Linked DNA regions of Homo sapiens: region 2 is linked to region 1. A link is an interaction called in ENCODE POLR2A ChIA-PET data of the cell type or tissue named here. Cell type or tissue: MCF 10A. All regions are shown on one strand.

Region 1 (2,500 bases):
CAATTAAGCAGACTGACAACACCAAATGTTGGCAAAAATATGGAGTAACTAGAACCGTCGTATGTTGTTGATGGGAGTGTAAAATAACAAAACCGCTTTGGGCCAAGCACGGTGGCTGACGCCTGTAATCCCAGCACTCTGGGAGGCCAAGGCGGGCGGATCATGAGGTCAGGAGATAAGACCATCCTGGCAACCAAAAATTAGCCAGGCTTGGCAGTGTGCGCCTGTAGTCCCACCTACTCGGGAGGCTGAGGCAGGAGAATTGCTTGAACCCGGGAGGCGGAGCTTGCAGTGAGCCAAGATGGTGCCACTGCACTCCAGCCTGGCGACAGAGCGAGACTCCGTCTCAAAAACAAAACAAAAAAAAACTGCTTTGGAATACTGTCTAATGGTTTCCTTTTTTTTTTTTTTTTTTTTTTTTTTTTTTGAGACCGGGTCTCTTTCTGTTGCCCAGGCTGGAGTGAGATGGTACAATCACTGCTCACTGCAGCCTCAACCTCCTGGCCTCAAGCCATCCTCCTGCCTAAGCTTCCCAAGCAGCTGGGACTACAGGCATGCACCACCAGGCCCAGCTAAATTTTTCTTTTTCTTTTCTTTTCCTTTTTTTTTTTTTTTTTTTGAGACCGAGTCTCGCTCTGTTGCCCAGGCTGCAGTGCAGGGGCATGATCTTGGCTCACAGCAACCTCCACCTCCTGGGTTCAAGCTATTCTCCTGCCTCAGCCTCCCAAGTAGCTGGAACTAGAGGCATGCACCACCACACCCAGCTAATTTTTGTATTTTTAGTAGAGATGGGGTTTCACCACGTTGGCCAGGCTGGTCTCGAACTCCTGACCTCAGGTGATCAGTCTGTCTCGGCCTCCCAAAGTGCTGGGATTACAGGCATGAGCCACCGCGCCCGGCCTTTCTTTTTGTGTTTTGTAGAGATGGCATCCCACTATGTTGCCCAGGCTGGTCTTGAACTCCTGGGCTCAAGTAATCCTCCTGCCTCAACCTCCCAAAGGAGGCATGTGAACCACTGTGCCCAACCTGGTTTCTTTACTAAACTAGAAAGTAAAATCTTATGACCCAGCAATTCGGTTTTTTTTTTCCAGCAATTCCATTTCAAATGTCCATGAAAAGCCTTGTGCAAAATTATCTGTAATAGTCAAAAAATGGAAGTGGCCCCTGGTGTCTGTCTATAAGAAAATGGATAAACTGTGGTAAAGTCACATATTCGGGTGGTGGGAAAGGCAAAAGGTACGTCACAATGACACAGACAAATCTCAAAGACATAATGCTTGGCGGGGCACAGTGGCTCACACCTGTAATCCCAGCACTTTGGGAGGCCAAGATGGGCAGATTGCCTGAGGTCAGGAGTTAGAGACCACCTTGGCCAACGTGGTGAAACCCCATCTCTACTAAAAAATACAAAATTAGCTGGGCATGGTGGCACACACCTGTAGTCCCAGCTACTAGGCAGGCTGAGGCACAAGAGTTGCTTGAACCCGGGAGGCAGAGGTTGCAGTGAGCCAAGAACACGCCACTATACTCCAGCCTGGGTGACAGAATAAATGAGTACCTAATGTATATTTCCAACTATACGAAGTTTGGGAACAGGTACAATGAATCAATGTTGGAAAAAAAAACAACAGAACAATGGCAGGCTTTGGGGCGTGGGAACTGACTGGGACACACTGTGAAGGCAATTTCAGGGATGACAATGATGTTCAATATTTTCTAAAAAAATCACAGCTTTTGGCCAGGCACGGTGGCTCATGCCTTAATCGCAGCACATTGGGAGGCCGAGGCAGAAGGATCGCTTAAGCCCAGGAGTTCAAGACCAGCTTGGGCAAAATGGCGAAACCCCATGTCTCTACAAAAATACAAATCTCGGCTGGGCGAGGTGGTTCACACTTGTAATCCCAACATTGTGGGAGGCCAAGGCAGGTGGATCATCTGAGGTCAGGTGTTCAAGACCACCCTGGCCAACATGGAGAAACCCCTTCTCTGCTAAAAATACAAAAATAAGCATGACATGGTGGCACTTGAATCTGGGAGGCAGAAGTTGCAGTGGGCTGAGATCACGCCACTGCACTCCAGCCTGGGCAACAGAGTGAGACGTCATCTCAAAAAATAAAATAAAATAAGGCCGGGCACAGTGGCTCACACCTGTAATCCCAGCACTTTGGGAGGCCGAGGCCGGCAGATAACCTGAGGTCAGGAGTTCAAGGCCAGCCTGGCCAACATGGTGAAACTTAGTCTCTACTAAAAATACAAAAATTAGCTGGGCATGGTGGTGGGTGCCTGCAATCCCAGCTACTCGGGAGACTGAGGCAGGAGAATCACTTGAACCCGGGAGACAGAGGTTTCAGTGAGCCAAGTCCACTGCACTCCAGCCTGGGCTACAGAGGGAGACTCCGTCTCAAAAATAAAATAAAACAAAATAATAAAAACAAATAAAAATTAAAAATATATAATATCCATTCTATTGTAAGTAAATTACAATTAGAAAAAAAAAAAG
Region 2 (2,500 bases), 200 kb before region 1:
TTACTTTTTTATTTTTACAATGTTTTTTAGATATAGTTACATATAGTAAAATTCACCCACTCTCAATGTATAACCAATGCCTTTTAGTAAATTTGTAGAGTCATGTAACCAACATGATCCAATTTTTAGAACATCTCCACCATCCTAAAAATTTTACTCTCAACTTGTGACAGTTCTCCTCCCTTGCCCCAGCAACCGTTGATCTTTCTGTCTCTATAGATTTGCCTTTTCTGGACATTTCATATTTCTTTTTTTTTTTTTTTGAGACGGAGTCTCACTCTGTCGCCCAGGCTGGAGTACAGTGGCACCATGTCGGCTCACTGCAACCTCCCCCTCCTGGGTTCAAGCGATTCTCCTGCTTCAGCCTCCCGAGTAGCTGAGACTACAGGCACCTGCCACCACGCCCGACTAATTTTTGTATTTTTAGTAGAGATGGGGTTTCACCATGTTGTCCAGGCTGGTCTCGAACTCCTGACCTCAGGTGATCCACCCAATTCAGCCTCCCAAAAGTGCTGGGATTATAGGTGTGGGCCACTGTGCCTGGCCTCTTTTTTTCTTTTTTTTTTTTTTGGAGTGCAGCGTCACAAACATGGCTCACTGAAGCCTCAACTTCCTGGGCTCAAGTGATCCTCCTACCTCAGACTGCTGAGTAGCTGGGGCTACAGGCACACGATGCCCTGCCTGGCTAATTTTTTAGTTTTTGTAGAGATGGGGTCTCACTGTGTTGCCCAGGCTGGTCTCAAACTTCTGGGCTCAAGGGATCTTCCCATCTCAGCCTCCTAAAGTGCTGGGATTACAGGCATGAGCTACTGTGCCCAGACTCACCTTAATTTTTAAAAATGTTCATGGTGGAGGAAGGGGCAGGAACATCCACCAGCACCAGCCAGGGTTCTCTGAAAAAGGCGCTGAATATTTTGCTCAGCTCTGTGCTTCTGTGCTCGAGCCAACCACACGTATACTTGAACACGAAGGAATGTGCTTGAGCATTAAGGAATGTAAGCCACAGGCTCATGCCTGGCTGCCTTCCAAGGAGTCATAATAGTCACGGATATCTGCTTCCAGAGGCAGATGCGGCTTGAGCCCTCCCCGAGAAGTGGGGTGTGGGAAGAGGACCCTGTTTCTGATGCAAGTTCTGGAACTGAGGTGGATTCTCTATCAAGGCACAGAGAGGAAAGAAACCTTAGTCTAATTCCCAGGTTGGCCGTCACTCCCTCTGTGCCTTACATATGCCTGAGCCTTTATATGCCTTCCTGGAAAATGGGATTCCTTGCATTTTACTGAATTTTAGAACATTTTATTAGAATTAATATACTGGTTGCTGAGGGGTTGTTGGAACCCCAGGAATCCATCACAGTGAGATTTATTCCTTCCGGTTCTAGCACATTTTGATTTAATGAGTATTGCCTGGTGCTTGAGATCAGGTCTGGTGCTGGAGTCGTAGGGGCCACTTGTGTCTCTGGATGGAGGAGGCGCCAGGACCAGGAGCTGCGGTAGGAGGAGCACGGCCCAGGCCCTTGGGGACACCCCTGCAGCAGGGGAGGCAGTGCAGACGCAGGGAGGCCGAGCTGCAGTCTCCGCTCGGGGTGCAGCGCCTACAGGAATCTTTGGAGGCTCGGCACAGGTCGAGGTCACCCCAGCCAGAGTCCCCAAAGCCCTAAGTCCGTGTAAAGAAACCCAGGAGGGCTTCCAAGCCAGCACGGACGGCCGAAGATCCTCCAGGGCTTGCGGCCACTGCGGTTCCATCTGCCTGTGCGGCTCCCACCTCTAACTGTGGCCACCGTCTTCCCAGTGCCCCATAGTTTGCTCATGGGGAGATTCCTGGTGATCATAGGTCCTCTGCAGCTATCTGAAGGGTGAGTTGATGAATGAACAGACAGGTGAATGGAGGATGACCACGACAGTTTCTGGAGGGCCACAGGTTGGGCTGGGCTGGGCGCCTTGAGAACACGTGGGTTCTTGTTTCTCCCGGAGGTCTGGCATTCCCTGGTAGCATCCAGAAGGCCGAATGCACCTGAGTGTGCTCTGCCTTCCCTCTTAGTCTAAGCCTTATTATTTGTTTAATTATTAATTATTATTATTATTATATGTTTTTTAAAGACAGGCTCTCACTCTGTCACCCAGGCTGGAGTGTAGTGGCGCCCTCATGGCTCACTTCAGCCTCCAACTCCCAGGCTCAAGTGATCCTCTCACCTCAGCCTCGAACTCCCAGGCTCAAGTGATCCTCTCACCTCAGCCTCCTGAGCAGCTGGGACTACAGGTGAGCAACACCATGCCTGGCTAATTTTTTTTTTTTTTTTTTTAATATACAGATGGAATCTCACTGTTGCTCAAGCTGGTCCTGAACTCCTGGGCTTAAGCGATTCTCCGGCATTAGCTTCCCAAAATGTTGGAATTACATGTGTGAGCCTCCACGCTGGGCCCCATAGCCTAAGTTTTTTTAAATGTAATTTTTTTTGTTGTTGTTTATTGAGACAGTCTCGCTCTGCTGCCCAGGCTGGAG

The links. ChIA-PET counts read pairs that join two places held together with the same protein. Peaks named below come from ENCODE experiments on the same cell type or tissue, not always from the same donor. Only the 100,000 strongest peaks of a DNase experiment are listed, where the experiment ranks them.
Region 2: POLR2A ChIA-PET joins it to region 1 with 6 read pairs; 5 of 35 experiments call an interaction of 5 or more read pairs at or near these places.

The regions. Positions count from the first base shown.
Region 1 is chr16:4,149,597-4,152,096 of GRCh38, forward strand. No RefSeq gene overlaps it. Among named protein-coding and RNA genes, the nearest start is that of ADCY9, 34 kb to the left of the region's middle. In MCF 10A, no CTCF peak of the experiment used is centred here; no DNase peak of the experiment used is centred here.
Region 2 is chr16:3,945,328-3,947,827 of GRCh38, forward strand. TRIDDENT (TRIM28 interacting DNA damage repair enhancing non-coding transcript) reads right to left here. Exons shown (of 2, transcript NR_120311.1): 2 at 2,282-2,500. Among named protein-coding and RNA genes, the nearest start is that of TRIDDENT, 3.9 kb to the right of the region's middle. In MCF 10A, no CTCF peak of the experiment used is centred here; a DNase peak (open chromatin) is centred at 1,004.